Linked DNA regions of Homo sapiens: regions 1, 2, 3, 5, 6 and 7 are each linked to region 4. The links are chromatin contacts, found by Hi-C or POLR2A ChIA-PET in ENCODE. All regions are on one chromosome and are shown on one strand. Each heading gives the region's core, a stretch centred on a gene start or an enhancer-like site at or near the end of the contact. The rest is flanking DNA. Distances are from core to core; before and after follow the strand shown.

Region 1 (2,938 bases), core at 84-2,583, 7.6 Mb before region 4:
CCTGAGTACTGGACCAATATTTGGTAAGAATTTGGCTCTGGGGAGTGCTATGTTGAATGACAAATGGTTGAGGACGAAGATTTTATTGAAGCATTTGAACCACACTTAATTTTCCGTGTTGCTTTATTTGTTCCTTTTACCACCCAGGATATTGAATTCTGTGGGCTCTGGTTGAGTCGTTGGTACTTCAGGCGTTCAGTAATAAGAAACATAATCTGCTTTTTCCGGCAGGATAATAAATCTCATTTATATTAAGGGAGGCTTACTCCAAACTCTTTTACATAGTATTTTTCTAAATCTTCTGCATGAACAAATTCTTCCTTGAGCCCTAGCACTGGGGACCCGGTCTGGCAACCTGCGCCCCATTCCGCGGGAATCAAGCGTGACCCGGTGCGGCCTTGCGCGCTGCCGCCAGCCAGACCCTCCCTCCGGCTTTCCCACCCACCGCCCGGGATCCAGCCTCCATCCCGCTGCCTCAGCTGTCCAAGACAGCGACACCCCCCTCTCCGCTCCCGCGGCTCCCCCGGCGCAGCTCGCCGCGCCAGACAGCGGGTAACCGCCGCCTCCGCTGGGGCATCCCGGCTCCACAGGCCCAGCGCGCTCCAGACACCTGCCTCTCACTGGCCACCGCCGCTGCCCCTCACCCCGCAGCCCTCTCGGCAATTGGCCCCAGGCCGCCGCTCGTCATCCTCAGCCTTCTCCTAGAGTACCGCCTCCGTCGCCGGGTCATTTAAGTTTATCACAAATAAATAAATAAAGGAGGAAATAGAAATGCGTAGAAAGTAAAAGCAGTAGGGGGTGGGGGAGATGGGGCGTGGAGGAAAAGGAGGGAGGAGCGGAGGAGTAAGCAACCTAACCTGATTGCGCCTGTGTCGACCAATCATGGCTCACTCCAGTCCGGTCTGACGGGCTCCCTGAACCAATAGCCTTCCACCTCCCGGATCACTGAACAACGAGATACGATTGACCTTTTCAGAAAGGGTGAAGGTGCGGCGGGGGGAGGGGGTTGTGGGGGTGGGCGAAGTGGAAGGATTGTCCACCAATCGCCTGTTAATACTTCTCTGAGCGAAGTTTCCGCGTCCCAATGGATGTTTGAGATAGCGGATTGGGCCTCTTTTAGCCCAATCGAAGGTGACAGAGATGAGGGAAGAGGAAGAAAGGGGCGGGGACGGGGGGGCGGAGGGGAGAAGGAAGAGTGCATTTTGTTTATGGGCGGCAACCTCACGAGGGGCGTCCCATTCTCATTGGCTCACTGAAGCCAAGATTGGCGTGAGAGCTATCCTATAGCGGGGAGAGATAGAGGGTTCGCGGAGTGAAGCGTCCAATGTGGGCCTTCTGCCGAAGAAGTAGGGGCGGGGGGAAGTTTAGGAGTTGAGGAAAGAAGATTAAAGAGCGCGAGGAGGTAATGCCACAAACTCTAATTTGTTGTGGGACGGGCGGGAGAGAGGGAGGAGTGTGTGCGTGCCGAGGGGGATGAGGCGTCTGCGAGGCGCCTGGAGTGGGGGGCGGCGGGACTGGGAAGGAGGGGAGCGGGGTGGGGTTGGGGGAGCGAGTTACAGAGCGGCGAGCCAGCGGGCCCTGAGCTGGATGAGCGCGCGCGCCCCCGCGCCCCGCCCCGCCCCGCCCCGCCCGCGCCCCCTCCCCCGGCGCCCTTCTTAGCGCCCGGCGGCTGCCTCGCCCGACCCGGCGGGGAGGTGGGAGGGAGGCGCGGGAGGGTCGAAGGGTGGCGGGGCGGGCGGGACGTCCCGCAGCTGGAAACGTGTCTTCTGCCTTCTTCTCTCTACTCCCTGCGCCTGGAGCCGCTGCTTCCAAGAAGAGGAGCTGAGGGGGACTAGCCGGGGCTCAGGAGCTGCTAGAGGCGCCCGCTTGTCTTCTGCCCCCTCCCTCCTCGCCCTCCCCCGCTTGCCGTGGCTCTCGCGGTCTCTGGAGCGTCTTCAGAGAACTGGGGGGCAGGAGGTGTCCTGGCCCCACAGCCGCTGGATGTCTCTCCAGACGCCGGAGCTCCCGGCCCCCGCCTGCTTCGCTTCTACGACTAGAGAGGAGGGGGCTTGGGAAGGGAAGACACACCTTTCCTTCTTTCTCTTCTTTGGGCCACTTCGGAAACATTAAAACATGTTAACACTTTTTGATTCCTGATATAAAAATGGTTGGAAGGTTCTTGAAAGTTTAAAACAAATGCCGTCTCTCGTACACTGTTTAATGTATTCCTGTCTGTGTGGCTTTTGGGTCCTCCCCCCACCCCCCGCCCCCAGCTGTTATCCTTTTTAAGGATGCTGAAGAGGCAGGAGGCAGGGATTTTCTAAAAGTTCTATTGATAAACACACTTGCACAAACATATGCTAGGCACACACACAAACTAAACATTAGCGAAAAACACAATATGGCGTACAGCTACGGTACCTAGCGCGGTAATCCGCTGATCTCTCACTCCGAACTGGGTTGAATGAGGTCAGTAGCAGGATGACAGCTCTCCAATGAAAATCTGAATGAATCAGGAAGTAGTTTGGAAGCTTGCGGGTGTAGTACTGTCCTCAGAATCAGCATTGGCCAAACCTAAGTTGAACATGTTACCTTTCTAGACATGTGAAAATCTTCTCCACTGTTTTTTCTATTAAAAATACCAAAAGGGTGCTAAAGTCAAGTTTCCTCACTGCGTGGCGGTGTATACATTTCAGCTAAAAAAATTATAGAGGCCATTCACCCAATGTTTTCAAGTGAACGCTATTCTGAAGTTACTGTTGTAACTTGTTGCCATTGAAAGTTTTAAAACACAATTACCATTTTATAAATAAATAGCTGTAGACACTAAATTTAAGTGATAACCAGTCATCTTTAAATTTATAATGGTTTGTTTTCATTTCTGTTCATGCTCCCAATCCCAAGTACCCTTTGCTATTTTGTGGAAATATTTATATAGATCCCCCTCCACTCCCGGTCA
Region 2 (2,700 bases), core at 76-2,575, 7.1 Mb after region 4:
GTGCAGCTGAGGACAGGGACTGAAGGAAGACTTTTCACAGTAAACTCTGTAACTTTTGGAGTTTAACCGTAACAGTGTATTGCTTACTCCAATAAATAAGAAAAAGGTTTAAAAAAAAAACTTCAAATATGTTTTAGTTCCTATCAAGTTTGTAATTGTTAGCACTCTACAATCCTCCAAGAGGCCACAGCAAAACTGAAATTTCAGAAAAAAAAAAAAATCCTAACTTGTGTTCTGAAAAAGGCAAGGCAGAGCTTATATTAAGGGGCAGAAAATTTGCCTTTGGGGATTGGGGGATCAGGAGGGGAGAAAAGCCTATTGCCTGCAACGATCAACTCAATTCCACTGCTATTTTTAGCCCATTTTTTTAGTCTGTTGCTAAGAAACCCTATTGCCTGAAGGCAATTTACTAATAGGAACTTACATGAAGCAGGAGAAACCGGTGATCCTGAAATTCTTTCCAATTAGGCCATTCTATTTTAATCAGTCCATTCTGGTGCCACTTGATAAAATATCTCCTTTCAATCTTTATGTAGCTCTACTGTGATGTTGTTGCACTTAACAGCAAAACAATCATTTATGAAATCTTAATGTAAGGCTTCTGCAAACCAGTATACCAGAAATGGAGAACCATAGTTCTGGACTCTGATTTTTCTATTAATAGTTGTCTTCATGAAAATACCGTGTATTCCAAACAATACCTTGCAAGGTAATTTTATATTTTAAGAGATCTGGTGCAGAGCATCGGAAAAAGAGTTGATAAAGCTATTATAGATAAAAAGCTGTGAACTGAAATTACGATTTGGGAATGAGACGAGAAGAGGGCTGAGACTGCTACTGCAAAACAACCCGGGGGGCGTGCGGATCAGAGCGAGATGTGGGCTGACGCAGAAATCAGCTCAAGATACAAATACGCCAAGAAAGGCTCGAAGCCGGCGGGAACCCTGACGCTTCGCATTTCTACCAACTCAGTTTAAGAAACCCCTAACAACGCAGATGTCATCGCTTCGTTAATTGGTGCCGACGATGAGCCACAGCGACCACGCTCAAACCGTTTCGACTGCAGCCAACCTAGATGTGCCATTTCCACCTAGTCTTCTGCCATCGCTATCTCCCCTATAACCTCAAATTCGTCCAAACTAAAATCTCGCTATGTTAGTGATAAGAAGTTCAGTGATGCAGCAGCCTTCTTCAGCGGTGAGCTCTTTCCTCACACATCTTTAAAAGTCCTTCTAATCCGTTGGTTTCTCGGGCACGCGGGCAGAAAACCGTGCTAACGGCCACAGAGGTTCAAGAGGTGCCAACGTGGCTATAACTGGAAAACTGGATCCGAAATCGACCAGTAAACTGGGTAGCTCGGTCTACGCCCCGCCCACCACCCTTGCTAGCCAATAGCCTTCACAACTCTTCTGCCACTCCCGCCCATTCCAGTGCTGTGCCGCTGCTTTTTCTTCCACTCGGATCTCTTGAGCGCCCTTAGCCCGCTGTATACGCGCCCCTCCTCGGCTTCAGTAGGCAAGAGGGCCATCTGCCCTTCTTTCCTGAAGGTAGAGGGGACAACACCAGCTACGACGGGGACTCCAGAAGTCCATCTCCCGAACAGCAGCGGGGCGAAAAGAAAGAAAAAGGGTTTCCGAAGACTCCTACTCACACCCACGCTTTCCCTTAACCCGGAAGTGATTTCCGCCCCTCCTCTCCCTCTTCGGTTGATACTGGAGGAGAAGGACGGCCAGGTCTGGCCCGGCATGCCCTGGGCTTCCGGTGACCTCTGGCCCTTTTCTGTCGTCCGCTCTCTCTGCCTAGCGTGCTCGCTCGCTCATTGCTTTCCTTCCCTCCCTCGGTCTTCCTTCGCACGCTGTTTGGTGATTGTGGCGCTCGCGACAGACAGGGAGGCGGTGGCAGAGGACACTTGTCATGGCCGCCTCTAAACCTGTGGAGGCAGCGGTGGTCGCAGCCGCTGTACCGAGCTCCGGGAGTGGGGTGGGCGGCGGCGGGACTGCGGGCCCGGGCACGGGGGGGCTGCCGCGATGGCAGCTGGCTCTGGCGGTCGGGGCACCCCTGCTGCTGGGCGCGGGTGCCATATACCTGTGGAGTCGGCAGCAACGGCGCCGGGAGGCCAGAGGCCGGGGCGACGCCAGCGGCCTGAAGCGCAACAGCGAACGGAAGACCCCGGAGGGCAGGGCCAGTCCGGCCCCGGGCAGCGGACACCCTGAAGGTCCCGGTGCTCACTTGGACATGGTGAGAAGCAGCCCCAGGCCGTAGAGGAGGAAACTGGCTCGTGCAGCTTTTCCTTGGCGGGTTGTGTCAGTGAGGGGGCTTCCCATCAGACGGAAGCTGCCAAGCGGCAGCACAACACTTGGGTTTAGGGAGACTCATTTCTGGCTGCCAGTGGAGGGCATAGAGTAGCTCGATGACAGGTTACTGGCATTCTTTGACAGTTTGCTTTTGGTTTCAGAAAAATCCTTTGCTTTTCTTCTCAGTGACACAGCATTTATCCCTAGTGTTGTAGATGGGAGTGGGGCATTTGCAAATGTGATGATTGTATTTAATAAGTGAAGGAAGCTAAATTCGATTAACAATTGGTACATCGTGATACGAACTGTTTCTGTGATTTCCAAAGCCTACAACCTAATCGCTAAGAGCCTTTTAATAATGAGCCACTCCCCCTTTTGGAGTGTGTTTTTGCTGGGGGTAAGTGGG
Region 3 (2,778 bases), core at 74-2,573, 6.5 Mb before region 4:
CTGCAATCTTTCTCCATTCTCATACAAATATTTAAACATACTTGCATATGGGAGGGAGTGTTTTGGTCAGGGTTTGCTTTTACAAAAATGGAAACATATTATACTATAATATATGCACTTCTCTGCAATTTGCTTTTCTCTCAAGAATAAACATTAGACGTCTTTCCTGAAGAAGAGACATAAAGCTAACTTACCCTTTTGAAAAAAACTACTTCGTGGTACTGCATAGTTTGTATGAGCACAATTTATTCAACCGCCTTTCAGACAGACCAGTTACAGAGCTGGTCCTAGGATCGCTGCAACAGTCCGAGGGCATAGCTTCCCTAACTTCATTTTCACCAATTTCAAATCAACTTTAGTTTACATTTCCTGGCAGAATGCTTCACATACATTTATTTTTAATCATTACAACACTCCAGTGATTCAGGTATTATCGTCCCCATTTTGCATGAGAAAACAGGGTCTCTGAGTTATTAAACAAGTTGCCTAGGGTCATATAGCCACAAAGTAGTTGAATTCAAAACTCCTGTTCTAAATCTTTACTCTGCTTTATAAGCCCATTTATCACCCCTAAATGGGCTGTCTCTGGAAACACCTCGGCTAAGCCAATAAGCCTGGATTTATCTTTGCTCCATGGGCCATCTCCATGGCCCCAGACCTCCCTAGGCACCTGGCTCAGAGATTGAAGACGGTCCCACCCTCCCATGGGCAGTTCGGAATAAAAACTTCCTGAAAACTCTACCTTTCAGCAGAGGCTAGTCGAAAGGGGCCCTTTTATCTCAGAGGTGTCGGCGACGCTCACACGATTTATGAGAATCTGAACTTACAGAAACCAATCCACCAGGACACCCTGAAAAGGGAAGCAGAGGAGACATGGCGGGAGTACAATCACCGTTACTGCAACACAACCAGGAAGCGTCTGGACGCGACGTGACTCATCCATCTCTAGCAGCTCCCACACCAGCAGGGCAAAGGGGCACTTACCTGCCAACAAACCATTCGACTCTTTCAGTCTTCAGACCCCTCAAACTCCTCACAGTTCACTACCACGTGTTGCAAAATTCTCTGCCCCAAAATCACTGCCTCCAGTGCAGAGCCAATCAGGGAGTACTGCGTCATCACTGGGCGCCAGAAAAAAAGCAAAGCCGACATTCAAGCGAGCCTTGATGACGGCAAGAGCGAGGGACCTCTGCCGTTGCTATGGTAACTGAGCCAACGCGAGCGGCCTGCGCAGAGCCTCGTGGGAGTGGTGGTTCGACGGTGTCCTATGCCTGCTTTCCTTGCGGGCGGAGGAACTACAATTCCCAGCGTGACCCGGAGGCAGCCCGGGCAGAAGGGCGGTTGCTGCAGCTTTGGCCGAGGTTCGGGCTCGAACTTGGAAAATGCTCCTGGCGCCTCAGGGAAGGTCCTTCTCAAAGAAAAGGATGGGGCTGAATCGCTGGAAACGGTTCACAAGGAAGCCGAGTCCCAAGGTGATCCCAATCGAGAGCTTTGGAGGGCGGGGACTTTCCCAAGGCGCGGCGCAGTCAGGAAGCCAGTCGCGGCCCGTCTGTGCTTCCTGCCTCTTCATCCTGAGCTGACACGCCCCTGCCTTGACCGCCCCAAAGCCAGCATTACCCTGAGTGAAATGCTCTAGGAGCTCTGGGGTCTGGGCACATTACGGCTTTGGTGGGCAGCATCGTGGAAGAACTGTTTGTAACGCTTTTCTAAAACCGGAGGTGTCTGCTAATGCCCATCGGGGTGAAAGGAGTTTGCAAACTCCGTTCCCCCTACCTTAAATTTTAGGAAACTTCTCGCACATTTCTTTCTTTTTCTCTCTCTTTTTTTTTTTTTGCAAATCTTGGGGTAATTGATCTTTATTAACGGGAGAGAGCTTCACATTAAATACCCTGCCTATATTCCTGCCCCTTCACTTTTACGTAAAGTATCTAAATAAACTCAGGAGTGCAAATGGATATTGAATACATTAATACTTGATTCACATAGTAATTTCTAAATTCAACCAACTTTCAAAAAATAGATTCTCTCCGTATCTATCACCCATTTGGATGCATTAGCACCTGAAGATAAGAAAAAAATAATAACCCCATTTTAAACTTGAAACATATGTGACATGTGCAAAGTCACAGTTGCACCGTGTGCTTTCCACAGACTACCTTTTTAACAGTCCCCAAAAAGATGCTTAAAATCTAAATGAGAGTACTAAAATGGAGAAGCTTCTCAGCTTTCAGCTACAGAGCAGTTTCACCAGCTGTTTTCACCCTTAAGTTATACTTTCCTAAATAATATTCTGTAGATGTATGTGGCCTTTTTGAGGGCCCCAGGCGATTGTTCTTGCGATTTATTCTAAATTTACCAGCTAAATGCATTGGACATATTCCACATGACAAATATGTTGCCCTAGATACTAGAGGGCACAGACTGAAGCATCAGGGAGACTTGGAAACTGAGGCTGCTGCTATTTCAATACATCAGTTGCATAATGTATTGGATCCAAGATAGGATATAGATATGGACTTGATGATGAAAGGTAAAAATTTAGAATAATTTCTTAGGACTCCAAAAGGAAGGATTTTTGCTGCTAGTGCTCATTATTACTGCCTAGAGAAAAAAAGGTAAAAACATAGGGCTTCTTCAAGTTCAGTTGTATTTTAATTAGATCAGCTCTTTCTTTGTTGCAGTGACAAAATTATTAAGCAGTACAGCTGCGTTAGTTATCAGTAAGATGCTTTGAAGGTAAAGTGTTAGGTAAGTGAAAGAGTATTATATTTTTCCCAC
Region 4 (2,714 bases), core at 202-2,701:
ATTTCAGAGGGTGAGTGAGCGAGACGAGGTGGAGGAGGAAAAGAAACCTCGAGTCTGATTTCTGTAATTTACTAGCGACCCGGATCGCAGCAAATAACAGTGTAACACGAGTGTGGCTTAAGAGGGCTAGGGAGCTCTTTCTAGAGGCATCGACCCCATCCCCGGATAAAGGATCTGCAAGTTTTCTGTCATCGCGACCAGGCAAAGCCGTAACTTACCTTCAGAAATAAGACTTTAAACGGCCAAGGCCTTCCTCCTCCCCTCCACCACCACCCTCAGCCTCGCTCTCTCCACCTTAAACTTATTGACACAACATAATCCCACATTCAAGCAAAATCCTGACACAGCCTCCCTCCTCCTCTTCCCCCTCCTCTCTTCCCTCCCGTTCTCTCTCTCCCTCTCTCTCTGTCTCCCTCTCTCCCCCCCCTTCCCTCCCTCTTCTCTCTCCCCTTCTCCCTCGCCCTCTTCCCCCTCTCCCCCTATTCTTCCTCCAGGCTACTCTGGCACTAAAACAGCACTTTCTCTACTCGCCGCGCATTTGGGTAGGGGTGGGGGGTGAGAGGGCACTGATCTGCGGGGCCGGAACACCCAAATCCCAACTCTCCAGATGAACGAGCAACTGGGCTGCTGTTCCCGGTCACCAACGCAGACGAAACGTTCAATAAATCCACCGAAGGCTGGCTCCTCGTACCTTCCTCCACTGCCCCTGCTCCCCAGGCCCCACCTCCCCGGCAGCCGAGACCAGGCAGGGCTCCACGTACTTTCGCCGAGATGAAGTTTGGGGCTCCCCGGGCGGCCACGAGCCGCCCGCCGGCGTGAGGGCTCTGTTGTTGTTTTCCTGGGGCCGCTCCAGCCCGCGCCCCGGCGCCCGTGCCCCTCTCAGGCGGCGCTGCCTGTGTGCCGAGAGGTGCTGGTTGCAAACGCAGCCTGGCACCGGCTGGCCTACTACTCCCCAGCCCGGCCCCCAGCCTCCCGCTCGCAGGGCACTGCCTCAGCGCCCCCCGCCCCCCGGCCCCAGCCGGCGCGGCCGCCGCGACCCTCGCCCCCGACCTCTCCCGACCCAAAGTTTTGGCGGAGGGGGAAAGTGCCCAGGGAGCGGGCCGGCTGGCGGCGGCTCCGGACGCGCGGGGTTCCCTCCGTCTTCCTCAAGTCCACCCTACCGGCTGCCGCCGCCGCCGCCGCCGCCGCCGCCGCTGCTCCTGCCGCGGAGTCCTTGGGGCTGCAGCCCGGCGGCTCGCAAGTGAGTAGGAAAACAGAAAGTGAGGGGAGTGCGCCCAGGGAGGGCTGGGGATGGGGGGCGCCTACCTCGCGGGCTCGCCGGGCGTGAGGGCGTGTGTGTAGCTAGCCCTCAGCGGCCAGTCAGGGTTTCTCTATGGGAAAGTGGAGAGAAGCTCGCGGAGCCGCTCTGCCTCCGCTTCACTGTACACTGCTCCACATACAGTACATGCAACCCGGAGAGACTGAAAACACTCATTTTATATAAGGCAGCCTGCCATTGGCCCGCGCAGTGACGGACAGGCCGCGCAGCCAAACAAGAGGCCCGTTACACCCAAACACACGCACACATACACACATTTTACAGAGACACACAAAGATCATCACATTTTCTATTTTCTAATGTTCGGGACCTGTAGACAGTAGGAGAGGACAGGTAAAGAGGCCCAGCAGAGTGGGGTAAAGGGGAAAACCCCTGTCTGCACCAAGTTGCAAGGCTTGAAACTGGTGTCCTTTTGACTTGGGAGGGTTATGGTAATAAACTACAACTCCACTGGATATGGAAGTGAGGGGGGTTTTTCATCGCTGCCTTTTGGTGCCCCATGGAAGAGGCCTGCATTGTGTTACGATTTTACAGCCTGACCCGGCTAACAAGTGGCCAAGAAAGGCTTTTATCACCTTGGATTTCTTTTGTCAATGGGTTAGCTATCACATAGGCCAAAATAGTGCAAGATAAGTTTATCAGGACTCTAATGCATTGAGGTTGTTAGTGCCTCATTCGTAGGTAGATTCAAAAAAATCAATATAACAACACACAAAGATAAACATTTTGCTGAAATAGCCAAACAACTTTTAACTGGTCAGTGGACTGCCATCACCTGTGTGGACATGCAAACTGTGCTGTTAGGTAAAATAAGTCATGGAAGATTGGCTATTGACCCTTAGCCTTCAAAACAGACCTTTGATTCAATATATACATGATTTATATTTTGCATATTATATATAAAAATATATGACTCTTTACATATTTCACATCTCATGTGAACATCATATGTTGCATGACTTTTGGAGATGATGAACCTCAGGACTGGTCTTTCTGATTGTTTTTCAACAATGCAACTTCAGAAGATTATATGAGACAGTTCAATACACATAAGTCAACAGGTTGGTGGAAAGAAGTCAAAGCTGGAAATTAGAAGGAATAAATTGTAGATTAAACTCTTTAACCAGCTGAGCAATCTTGAGCAAGTTACTTAACCTCTCCAATGCTCAGACTTGGTTTTGATTTTTAAGATTAAAATAAGAAGCTTTTCCAGATTCCCTCAATTAAATGTTTATTCAGCATCTACTATGTGTCAGGCATTATCTTAGGCCTAGATGTTTTCTTAGGGTTCCTTCCGTTTTAAGAGTTGGTGAATTATTCTCAAATACAAACATTTTGGAGATTACATAAACACTACGATTTTATGGCCTAGGTAAGTAGCTTTAAAACTTAAAGA
Region 5 (2,720 bases), core at 90-2,589, 5.7 Mb after region 4:
TGGATCTGCTACGCAGTGGTTTAAATCGCTTTTCGCATGATTTTAAATGACTTAAAATGAAAATGAGATATCACTTTTTAAAATAAATGACAACCAAAACAGGAGTGGCTAAGAGTGGGAAACACCGGAAAGAGACGTTCTTTAAAATCATGCTAATTACTCTCAACGTTCAATTATCGAGGCGTTTTTCTAGCCTACCCACAGGGGCATCCTGTTTTCCCCCAAATTATGCAACTCGGTTCACTAAGAAAGGAAACCAATTCGCAGCCCATGAAAGATAACATTACGTCTTTCTCTGCTAGATATGGCTTATCCATTTTTTTTAAGGCACACACAACAAAAACAAGACCGCAAAAATTCCGGGCAGACTTCCGAAACTCGCCAAACTAAAGGCATAACTTGAGTTGGTTTTCAGCCCGGCTTCACCTTGATAACAGCAGTTTCCTTTTCTTTGACGGTCAAGTCTTTTTACTGAAAAATTCCATAAAAACTGAGAAATAAGTCATGACCTTTAACGCTATTCCCAAACCCTTATCCTCTGCTACAGCTTTCCACTAAAATATTCACAAGAAGAAAATTACACCTACATCAGACCCCAAATCTCATCATAGTTTATTAATTATGACTCAACAAAGCTGCTTCTTAGAGAGCGAGCGATCTCCTGGTCACTCGCCCGGCAGTCAGAGCTCGGCCGAGCGGTTTCTGAAGCCCCCCCGAGGCCCGCGGGAGGGAGCCGGTTCCGCGGGCCGGCGAAGGGCGTGTAGGTCAGGCAGGCGCCCGGCCCGGGCAAGGCGGGGAGTGGTAATTGATGGCTAAGGTGCGTACGTCCTAGCTCTAAGGAGGGCGCAGGGGCCACCCTCCATCTGGGGAGTCCCGCTCCCAACCTCCTAGGCGTGCGCGCCCCGAGTACGCAGCGGTGCGGGGCCGGCGGGTACCTGGCTGGCGCTCGGCGCGGGCGCCGCCTCTCGACCGGGACTCCACGGCGCCGCAGGAGGACACCGACGAGGCAGAGGAGAAGTCGGAGGAGTCGGAGCCGGGCGAGCCGGGCGCCGAGGGGCCCAAGACCGAGCAGCTGGCGTCGCAGGCGCCCGGGGCGGCGGCGGGCGGCGACGCGCCGTAGAAGTAGCTCAGGTTGAGCGGGCTGGTCATGAGGCCGCAGCCGCCCGCCGCGTCCCGCAGCCCCTCTCCGCCGCGGCTGTCGTCCAGCAGCTTGTCCACAATCATGCTCCCAGGCTGGGCGCTCGAGGACCCCGACACCTGCGCCACCGGCTCGCTGCGCGCGGCTGCCTCCCGGGCTGGCTCAGGGAGCTGTCGGCGGGCGGACGGCGCGGGCCAGTACGGGCGCGGCGCGGGACTGCCAGGGTATTTAACGGGCCGCAGCGCTCGCCGACCTCCCCGGCGCCCGGCCCGGCCATTGGCGGTGCCCGGGCCGCCTCCCAGCCCCTCCTCCGGATGCGTCCGATTTCCAGTAAAATGTACAGGATGAGGCAATGCGCCCTCCGCCCTCCGCCCTCGCCCCGCCCGCCCGGCTCCGCCCAGACCGACCGGTTGTTTGCCTGCCCTTCACCGGGAAACCCCGACAGCGCGCGGCTTCCAGCCTCCCGCTTCCCGCCTCCCGCCTCCCGCCTCCCGCCTCCGGGACCCCGTCCCTCGCCCGGGCCATCCCTGCCCTCTAGGCCCCCGCCGGGCCTGGGCGCCCGGGGAGAGGGCGCGCGGCGCAGGGCTGGGCCTGCAGAGGGAGGCGGGAGTCAGTGGAGGGAACCGGTTGGCCTGGTTCTTGGGGACTGGCAAGTCCTGGAAGGAGCGCGCCCCGCACCCCTCTGCCTGCCCCGGCGCGGCGAGCTGTTAGCCCAGTTAAGGCATCTCTGGAAGGTTCTTAAGGGCCTGTCTCCTCCGGCGCCCCAGCGTAGCCTCCCTTCTCAAACATAGCGTTTGTCGACGGTTTTAGGCAACATCCCGAACTGAAAGAGATGTTGGAGCATTTTTATGTTCTCAAATTATCTGCTGGGACGCAAATAATGTTTTAGGTGCAGCCATGAATAAAAAGTAATGCCACACTTCTGTATCCTTCAATACTAGAACAAAGCCATCTTAGCAAAATAATACACAAACATGTAGGTGCTGTAGTATATGTAGATATAACTTTTAAAATTCTGCATAGCTTTACACTATCTGATAAACTAACACAGTAATTTTGGCCTTTCCTATCTTGAATACTTTTTTCCAATGGATTTATACAACTATTTGTTCAAGTCCAACTAGCAAAAAATGCGGGAATGATAAGGTTAAGTACACACATGCTATGTTTAAATAAACCGATTATGATTAAATAACACGAGGGATACAAAGTTCAGTGAGCCACCTAAAAGGAGAAACAACAGGTCTGGTAGAGGAAAAAGGAGGTCAGGAGGAAAATCTTTGCAGGGGTGGTGGCATTTAAGATAGGTCCTAAAGGATGGGTGGGATTGGGGCCCACAGCATTTACAGAAAGAACAAGAGCAAAGAATTAAGGAGAGGGTTCATATTAGAGTGTATAGTCCCCTTTTACGATTGTCAAGAGGAGAAGATGGCATTAAATATAAAAGATAACTTGGTGCCTTTGGGTGGAGCACCTCCAGCAGCTGAGACACTGGAATTTTATTTAATAAACATTGAGAAAACATGAATTTTAGGTAGGCAAAATTAATCTGCAAGCAGTTGAGAGAAGATGAGGAGCCCAG
Region 6 (3,071 bases), core at 230-2,729, 6.2 Mb before region 4:
TCATGCACACCCTGGATATGATATTTGTTAACGAGAAATACCTTGTATTCTGAACACACTGGAAATTGTTTCCTATGGCTGAGCATACCAATACTATACAATTTTATGGTGATGTTATTAGCATTGCTATTATGGCTCTGACTCGTAGAATCTTTCTTATCTGCAGTTTTGATTTGGATGTGCCAAGTCTGTTCAAAGGCTAATTAGAACTTCGTGTGCCTAGATGGATGAGTTAAAGAAAATTTCTAGCCTGTTTATTAGTACCACAGTTTATAAGCAACATTACAGGCCTTCCGTTTCATCATAGCTTTTCAATCTGCTGTACAAACATAAGACTCCGTTACTGTTAGCCTTTACCCTTTTGCTCAATGCGATGTCTGCTGCTTCTGTATACAGGCTCAAGTAATTCCCATTATGCCATGCCCTGTGTGCACCTTCTGGAAGTTAGCCCACGGACATCTAAGATCTGGGATATTTCCAAATCTGGTTGTGGAAGGGCTTGGAAATCTATAACCGCAACTAGGTGGAGGACACCTGTTTCAGCAGGAGGTTATAAAATATGAAGCGAAACTAGGAAGAGGGAGTTGTGATCACGGTTCCAAGGGCTCCACACAGATCCTGGAGTTAAGGGGCACTCAGGTCTCCATTTCGTGACCCCTGGCCCTACCTCTCCTAGATCCAGGTATTTAGTAACCCAGGCTTGAGATCTCAAACCCCATCCCCCAATGCCAAACTCCCTTGTCCCAGCTGGGAGGCCCCCAGGGCATTTCTGAACATGGCCATCTCCAATTCACAGAAATCTGTGTGTTGTTGCAAATAAAGGATGACAAGAGACCACAGCCTACGAATGCGAGCAGCGTCAAGTCAGCAACAATCTTCCAGTTATCGAGAAGTCGGAAACGTCTGATTCTTTCTTCTCCACATTTACTAAGACGTATCTTCTCACCTTCCTGCCCTCCACGTTAAGAGGGGCTAACTATTCCGAAAGACTTCCGTGCCCTCTTCCTTTTCAATTTTTCCACTTCCAAACTCCTACCGAAAGACGAAGAAAAGAGACCACAGAAGAAGATACAAAGAAGTTTCTTAAAACACCTTCTTTTCTAGGTTCTCAAGGCGTCCCCTTTAAGGAACCAGGCCCACCTCTTTCCCATTCACCTACTGGCTTTCCTTCCTGTCCGTCACTCTACCTTTAAGAATATTTCCTGTTTCTTCAACCCAACTTGCACACCTCCGCCCCCCGGCCCTCCTCATTGGGCCGCCCGATCCCCGTTCACTCCTTGGTTTCCTCTCCGCCTCCTCCCGCCCTCTAGCGTAGTGCAACGGCATTCTGTCTTCTTATTGGCTACCACGGCAGCGTTCCCGCAGCCTGATTGGCGGGTTGAGTGAAAGAGGCGGGAACGCGGCGCGCCCAGGGTAGGCTGTTCGCTTGCTGAGCTGCGGCCGCGGGAGGGGCGGGGAGGGGCGGGGGGAGGGGGGCTGGGAAAGTTGAGGCCGCGCTGCCGCCGGGTCTCCGGCCTTGAGGGCTCGGGCTCGCAGCGGCTGCGGTGGCCGCAAAAAGAGGCGGCGGGGGCGGGGGGAGAGGAGGGCCTGGGCCCGCGCTCCCCCAGCCCCGGAGGAGCAGGCGGTGGCCGCGGACGGAGAGATTCGCCCAGACGGTCAGACACTCCTGCCTTCCCCTCCTGGGATCATGACCCAGGCGGGGGTCGCCGCCGTCGCCGCCGCCACCGCGGCCGAGACCGCGCAGCCGGCGGGTAAGTGACTGCGGGAGGGGGCCGCTGACAGCCGGGGCGGGGGGCGGGGGCCAGGGCTGCGGGGGCGGCTCCGGAGGGCGGCCCCGGGCTCAGCTCCACCCACCCCCTTCCTGCTCCGGGAGGCCAGGGCTGCGCTAAGTGCGCCTCCTTCCTGGGGACCCTTGCGTGCGGCACCTGGTGGGGCGTCAGCGCCCGCGGCGAGCGCACCCCTCATCTCCCGCCCGCCCTGCGTCCCCGGCTGCCAGGCCCGTGGGGGGCTCGCACTGCGCCCCAGCTCCTAGATGCGCGCGGGGCGAGAGGGGCCCCACGCTGCCCTGGGTGCATAAAGAGCTGGGCAGCCAGGTTCACACCAGATGGCCTTTGCCCGCCTCCTTCACCTTTTCCTGTCTTCTTCATTCCCCTTCTTTCCTTGCCCTCTGAATTTCTTTCGTACCCGTTCGTCAGACTCATGTGGCTTGCTTTTTCCCTCTCACCCCTCTGTCGAAGTGTTAGGCTTGTGTTTTCTTTTTAGAAGCCGTTCTTTTGCTTTCTGAGTAGAAGCAGTGCAAGTGAATGACCAACTCTTGAAATCTACTTTCATGTATCCGGATGAAATATAAGATTCCTGGACTCTTGTTCATGTTTACAATTTTGATAGTTGAATTCACCCCACTCGTTCTTGAAGCTTGTCCTCCCAACCCTCCTCGTTACATTGGGATATGGTCCTTTGCGTTTATTAACTTTATCTGGAAATATGAGACTGCATAAACCAAAGTGCAGAATTTCAACTTCCGTTCTTGTAACATTTTTACCATCAAGTAGATACAGTAACCTAACACCACACAGATCAAGACAGTCGTGGCCAACTGTGTAGGCAAAGAAGACATTTCCTTACCTATAAACAACGTACAGATTTCTTGAATAAATCTTACGGTGAGTTACATGGATCCTGAAACATATTCCCAGGTTTGCTCTTTTGTAAAGAAAACCAAACAGACAAACCTGCCTTTTGAAGGATCAACAGGCTGTCCTACTCTCCATTCACCTTGATGACTTTTTTCTCTCCCATAGAACTCTTGTTTAACATAGTACAGAGTTGCTGTTTGGGATACATGTGTTGTTTCTCTTTAAGTACTCAAAGTATTTGTTACAAAAGAAGTAAAATACATTGTAATTGCACTTCTGAAAGCAGAAGTAGTGTAATGTATCCATGCAAGAATGAATGCTTAATCCTAAAGCAGTTTTGCTTTAGCCTAAGCCAAGCTTTTCCAACCCCCGTCCAAGGACGGCTTTTAATGCGGCCCAAGACAAGAAGACAAGTTCGTAAACTTTCTTTTATTT
Region 7 (2,736 bases), core at 183-2,682, 6.7 Mb before region 4:
CTCATTCTTCTTGTCTTCTGTTGAAGACATCTCAAGTAGGCTTTTGTTCCCTCCACAGCATCTCTATAATATTCTATCTGAAATATTATACATTTACTTGTTTATTTATTTGCATTTCTACACCTTCACTAGAACCAAAATTACAGGAAAATGTGGAATGGCTCTTTCCTCAGCATCTAGAATAATGTCAAGTTCACAGTGGGCACTCCCTTAAATACATTTTGAGTGGAGGAATGAGTTTGGGATTTGAACCCATGCAGTGTGGCTCCAGTGTCATTAAGTCAGAATGGTGGAAGAGGGGCATCCTTCTCACCAGGGACTCCAAGAACTATTTGAGAATTGGTAAGGTTGGAAGTCTCCCCTAGTAAGGGCAGAGCCAAAAAAAACAAAAGCTGTTTATTATAACCCTATCTTGCCCCATCTCTGATAGGCTGAGAAACCCACGTTACACATCTGTGTTAATGTGAGAGCTGCAAAACACCCCTGTATCCTGAGAAGATGTGGTTTAACTTGACGTGTAACGGCATCCGCAGATACTATAGGGTACTTATGAGTCTTGTGTTGGTTTGCTGGTTTTTTTTTTAACTCACTAAATTCTATTTTAACAACCATGTGCTCACCCCACCTCCTGACCTAAGGTATTTTCCTTATCTGAGCACACCTGTGCTTGTTCCTAGGTAAATCTGGGCCAATGCAGAGTACTGTCTGCACTGCTTAGTTGGTAAATGTGTCTGTAGCATGACTATCATCACAACTGCCATCTGAGCAGCAGAGCCAGATGGAATCAGACCACTCATTGGTCTACTGAGGTAAGGATGGGCTTTTTAGCTCTGCTCTCTCTTAGAAACAAAAACAAACAAATCAAAAGACTAACTTTTTTTTTTTTTGCATTCACCTAGACTATTATGCCAGAACTTGCGTAAGAAAAACACTTCTTTCCGACCCCTGTAGTGATCAACTGATGCCTTCAAGCAGGAAACCTGATTGCCCTCATCTCAGGCTGAGTCTGTTTTATCAATCACAAAGTGACTCAACCCTTTTTTAAAAGCCAGCTGTGACCATTGACTCTGTGACCTCCTGTGGTGGTGAATTCAGTTTAAAAAATAATAATGTTAAAATAACAAAGCTTATTGAAGCTATTATGCTTCAATGCTCCACCCTTTGGGGGCTAAAGGAAATAAAGCAAGTTGGCCAGACCTGAGGAGTTGATGATACACATTTTCCTCCCCCAGAAGCATCTTGTAACTTGTCCCACACCAGCAGTGACTTCCCAGTATGGCGTTTCTCCCCGCTGCTCCCATCAGCAAGAGCGTGCTGACACATGGGCTGATGAGCAGTGCCGAGACTTATGGAGTGTGTCCTTCCTGCTTCGAACCTCACAGCCTGTCATCCTCTGTTGTCACACGCTCTTGCTCATTCGCTCGCTGCTCACACTAATCTAGAAGATGATCAAAGAAAAACTCCACTGACTCACCCCTGCCTGGACCAGCGCAGGGATTGGTCAAGCGTGCGCATTAAATATTACCAGATTCTAATCTATTATTTTCACCCGCTTGCTTGCTCTCTCACTCGTACTCTCTCACTTCCTCTCTCTCATTTTTTTTCAAAAAATAAATAAATGAATTCTGGGTTGGCTGAAGATTTCAGCAATGTGAGTGCTGTGCAGATGGATCCTGCTGAAGCTGGTGCTGGCTCTCTAGGGAGTAGCATGAAATGCTGGTTTTCAAAACCTGAGCAGCGTGTAAATGGCAGCTAAAAAGGAAATGCAGATTGGTGCTGAGTGTTAATTGTCTCTTCCTCTCTTCTTCACACACTTCAGAGACTGTGTGGTGGCAGGAGACAGGAAAGCAGGCCTGCCCCCTCGTGGGGTGGGCTTTTTTTTTTTTTTTTTCTCAAGCTGGACTGAGAGAATAACAACACCTAGAGTCCAAGTCAAAACATGGAATGGGTTTTTTTTTTCTTTCAAGTTTTCATCTGATGAAAGTCCGGGAGGTGGCACCGAGCTTGTAATGAAAGTAAGAGTCTGCTGAGAATGAGTCGATGAGGTGTGACACAGAAAGGGGAAGCAGGATGTCTTTGTTTTGAAATGACAGGCGATAAGCTATGGGGGTGCCTGGTGAGATTTTAGTCCATAACTAGGTAGCAACTTGTCAAATGCAGGCCCCTTAAATGCATCACAAGAATTCTCACTTGAGATGATTTCAATTCTAGCTCTGCGTGTGTGAGTGTGTGAGTGTATGCATGCACGCATAGCAAAACATAATTGAATGCCAAAAAACATTGTCATGTCCTGTTAAGGGTACAATTGTAATCACACTGGAACGAGAGCTCTAATTTCCTCCATTGCTTTCCTCGCTTAGGCAGTGACAAGGTCAGGTTTATGACCACAGCCCAGGCTCAGAGCCATTTATTTTCATCCCTGAAGACTCATGTTAGCCTTCTCCCAAGATGTTAATCAAGCAGAATCTTGATTGACTGTCTTTTCTTTTTACGTTTTTGTCTAGATGAAGTGGGGTCATTTGAATTTGTGCAGTTTTGAATAAGATGGGGGCAATAGAGAAGCAACTGGGAAAATTGACTAGCCTTTGGCAAGGAGAACAGAAGAATCTGGAATCCTTTTTTAAAATCATGAAATTCCTGTGCCCCACCTGAGTCACTGTAACCTGTACCTGCTGATGCCTCATTTCTCCATGCATTTATGAAAAGGCTGTGACTCCCTGCTGTTGTCGTGTGGTG

The links. A loop is a pair of places that touch in the nucleus more often than their neighbours do. ChIA-PET counts read pairs that join two places held with the same protein, here RNA polymerase II (POLR2A). Pooled maps may share reads with other maps.
Region 1: a loop to region 4 is called in a map of naive thymus-derived CD4-positive, alpha-beta T cell, with 32 times the contacts of the local background. The contact joins the promoter of ZBTB20 here to the promoter of BBX in region 4. A Hi-C loop is called at or near these places in 2 of 168 maps with a recorded cell type or tissue (CD4-positive, alpha-beta memory T cell and naive thymus-derived CD4-positive, alpha-beta T cell) and 8 of 50 pooled maps.
Region 2: a map of CD8-positive, alpha-beta T cell shows a loop between it and region 4 (20-fold over the local background). The contact joins the promoter of LNP1 here to the promoter of BBX in region 4. A Hi-C loop is called at or near these places in 2 of 168 maps with a recorded cell type or tissue (CD8-positive, alpha-beta T cell and naive thymus-derived CD4-positive, alpha-beta T cell) and 8 of 50 pooled maps.
Region 3: a map of naive thymus-derived CD4-positive, alpha-beta T cell shows a loop between it and region 4 (21-fold over the local background). The contact joins the promoter of CCDC191 here to the promoter of BBX in region 4. A Hi-C loop is called at or near these places in 1 of 168 maps with a recorded cell type or tissue (naive thymus-derived CD4-positive, alpha-beta T cell) and 6 of 50 pooled maps. POLR2A ChIA-PET finds 5 or more read pairs at or near these places in 1 of 52 experiments (B cell).
Region 5: a loop to region 4 is called in a pooled map, with 13 times the contacts of the local background. The contact joins the promoter of NFKBIZ here to the promoter of BBX in region 4. A Hi-C loop is called at or near these places in 2 of 37 single-sample maps with no recorded cell type and 8 of 50 pooled maps.
Region 6: a map of CD8-positive, alpha-beta T cell shows a loop between it and region 4 (18-fold over the local background). The contact joins the promoter of USF3 here to the promoter of BBX in region 4. A Hi-C loop is called at or near these places in 2 of 168 maps with a recorded cell type or tissue (CD8-positive, alpha-beta T cell and naive thymus-derived CD4-positive, alpha-beta T cell) and 7 of 50 pooled maps.
Region 7: a pooled map shows a loop between it and region 4 (5-fold over the local background). The contact joins the enhancer-like site here to the promoter of BBX in region 4. A Hi-C loop is called at or near these places in 3 of 50 pooled maps. POLR2A ChIA-PET finds 5 or more read pairs at or near these places in 2 of 52 experiments (CD8-positive, alpha-beta T cell and naive thymus-derived CD8-positive, alpha-beta T cell).

Annotation. Positions count from the first base shown.
Region 1 is chr3:115,145,683-115,148,620 of GRCh38, reverse strand. ZBTB20 (zinc finger and BTB domain containing 20) reads left to right here and starts at 1,333. Exons shown (of 12, transcript NM_001348800.3): 1 at 1,333-1,402. RefSeq lists silencers at 338-557, 1,118-1,287, 1,598-1,867 and enhancers at 608-817, 2,548-2,657.
Region 2 is chr3:100,400,164-100,402,863 of GRCh38, reverse strand. LNP1 (leukemia NUP98 fusion partner 1) reads right to left here and starts at 1,325. Exons shown (of 4, transcript NM_001085451.2): 1 at 425-1,325. TOMM70 (translocase of outer mitochondrial membrane 70) reads left to right here and starts at 1,775. Exons shown (of 12, transcript NM_014820.5): 1 at 1,775-2,238. The coding sequence starts at 1,915. RefSeq lists silencers at 1,307-1,386, 1,997-2,076 and enhancers at 1,447-1,536, 1,547-1,596, 1,647-1,756, 2,438-2,700.
Region 3 is chr3:114,055,071-114,057,848 of GRCh38, reverse strand. CCDC191 (coiled-coil domain containing 191) reads left to right here and starts at 1,323. Exons shown (of 17, transcript NM_020817.2): 1 at 1,323-1,472. The coding sequence starts at 1,383. QTRT2 (queuine tRNA-ribosyltransferase accessory subunit 2) reads right to left here and starts at 1,112. Exons shown (of 10, transcript NM_024638.4): 1 at 985-1,112; 2 at 743-850. RefSeq lists an enhancer at 1,172-1,581.
Region 4 is chr3:107,521,699-107,524,412 of GRCh38, reverse strand. It overlaps BBX (BBX high mobility group box domain containing), which reads right to left and starts at 1,451. Exons shown (of 18, transcript NM_001142568.3): 1 at 1,306-1,451. RefSeq lists silencers at 775-844, 955-1,044, 1,075-1,384 and an enhancer at 1,785-1,834.
Region 5 is chr3:101,848,133-101,850,852 of GRCh38, reverse strand. It overlaps NFKBIZ (NFKB inhibitor zeta), which reads right to left and starts at 1,339. Exons shown (of 12, transcript NM_031419.4): 1 at 936-1,339. The coding sequence starts at 1,224. RefSeq lists silencers at 1,441-1,612, 661-1,860 and enhancers at 1,354-1,648, 1,443-2,280.
Region 6 is chr3:113,695,050-113,698,120 of GRCh38, reverse strand. It overlaps USF3 (upstream transcription factor family member 3), which reads left to right and starts at 1,479. Exons shown (of 7, transcript NM_001009899.4): 1 at 1,479-1,751. RefSeq lists silencers at 1,269-1,738, 1,759-2,148.
Region 7 is chr3:114,213,012-114,215,747 of GRCh38, reverse strand. No RefSeq gene overlaps it. Among named protein-coding and RNA genes, the nearest start is that of ZNF80, 23 kb to the left of the region's middle. RefSeq lists an enhancer at 1,339-2,012. Within about 2 kb of position 1,432, at least 12 of the 41 ENCODE cell types and tissues checked have a DNase peak (open chromatin) inside an H3K27ac peak, as active enhancers do; they include CD8-positive, alpha-beta T cell, where a contact is called at or near this core.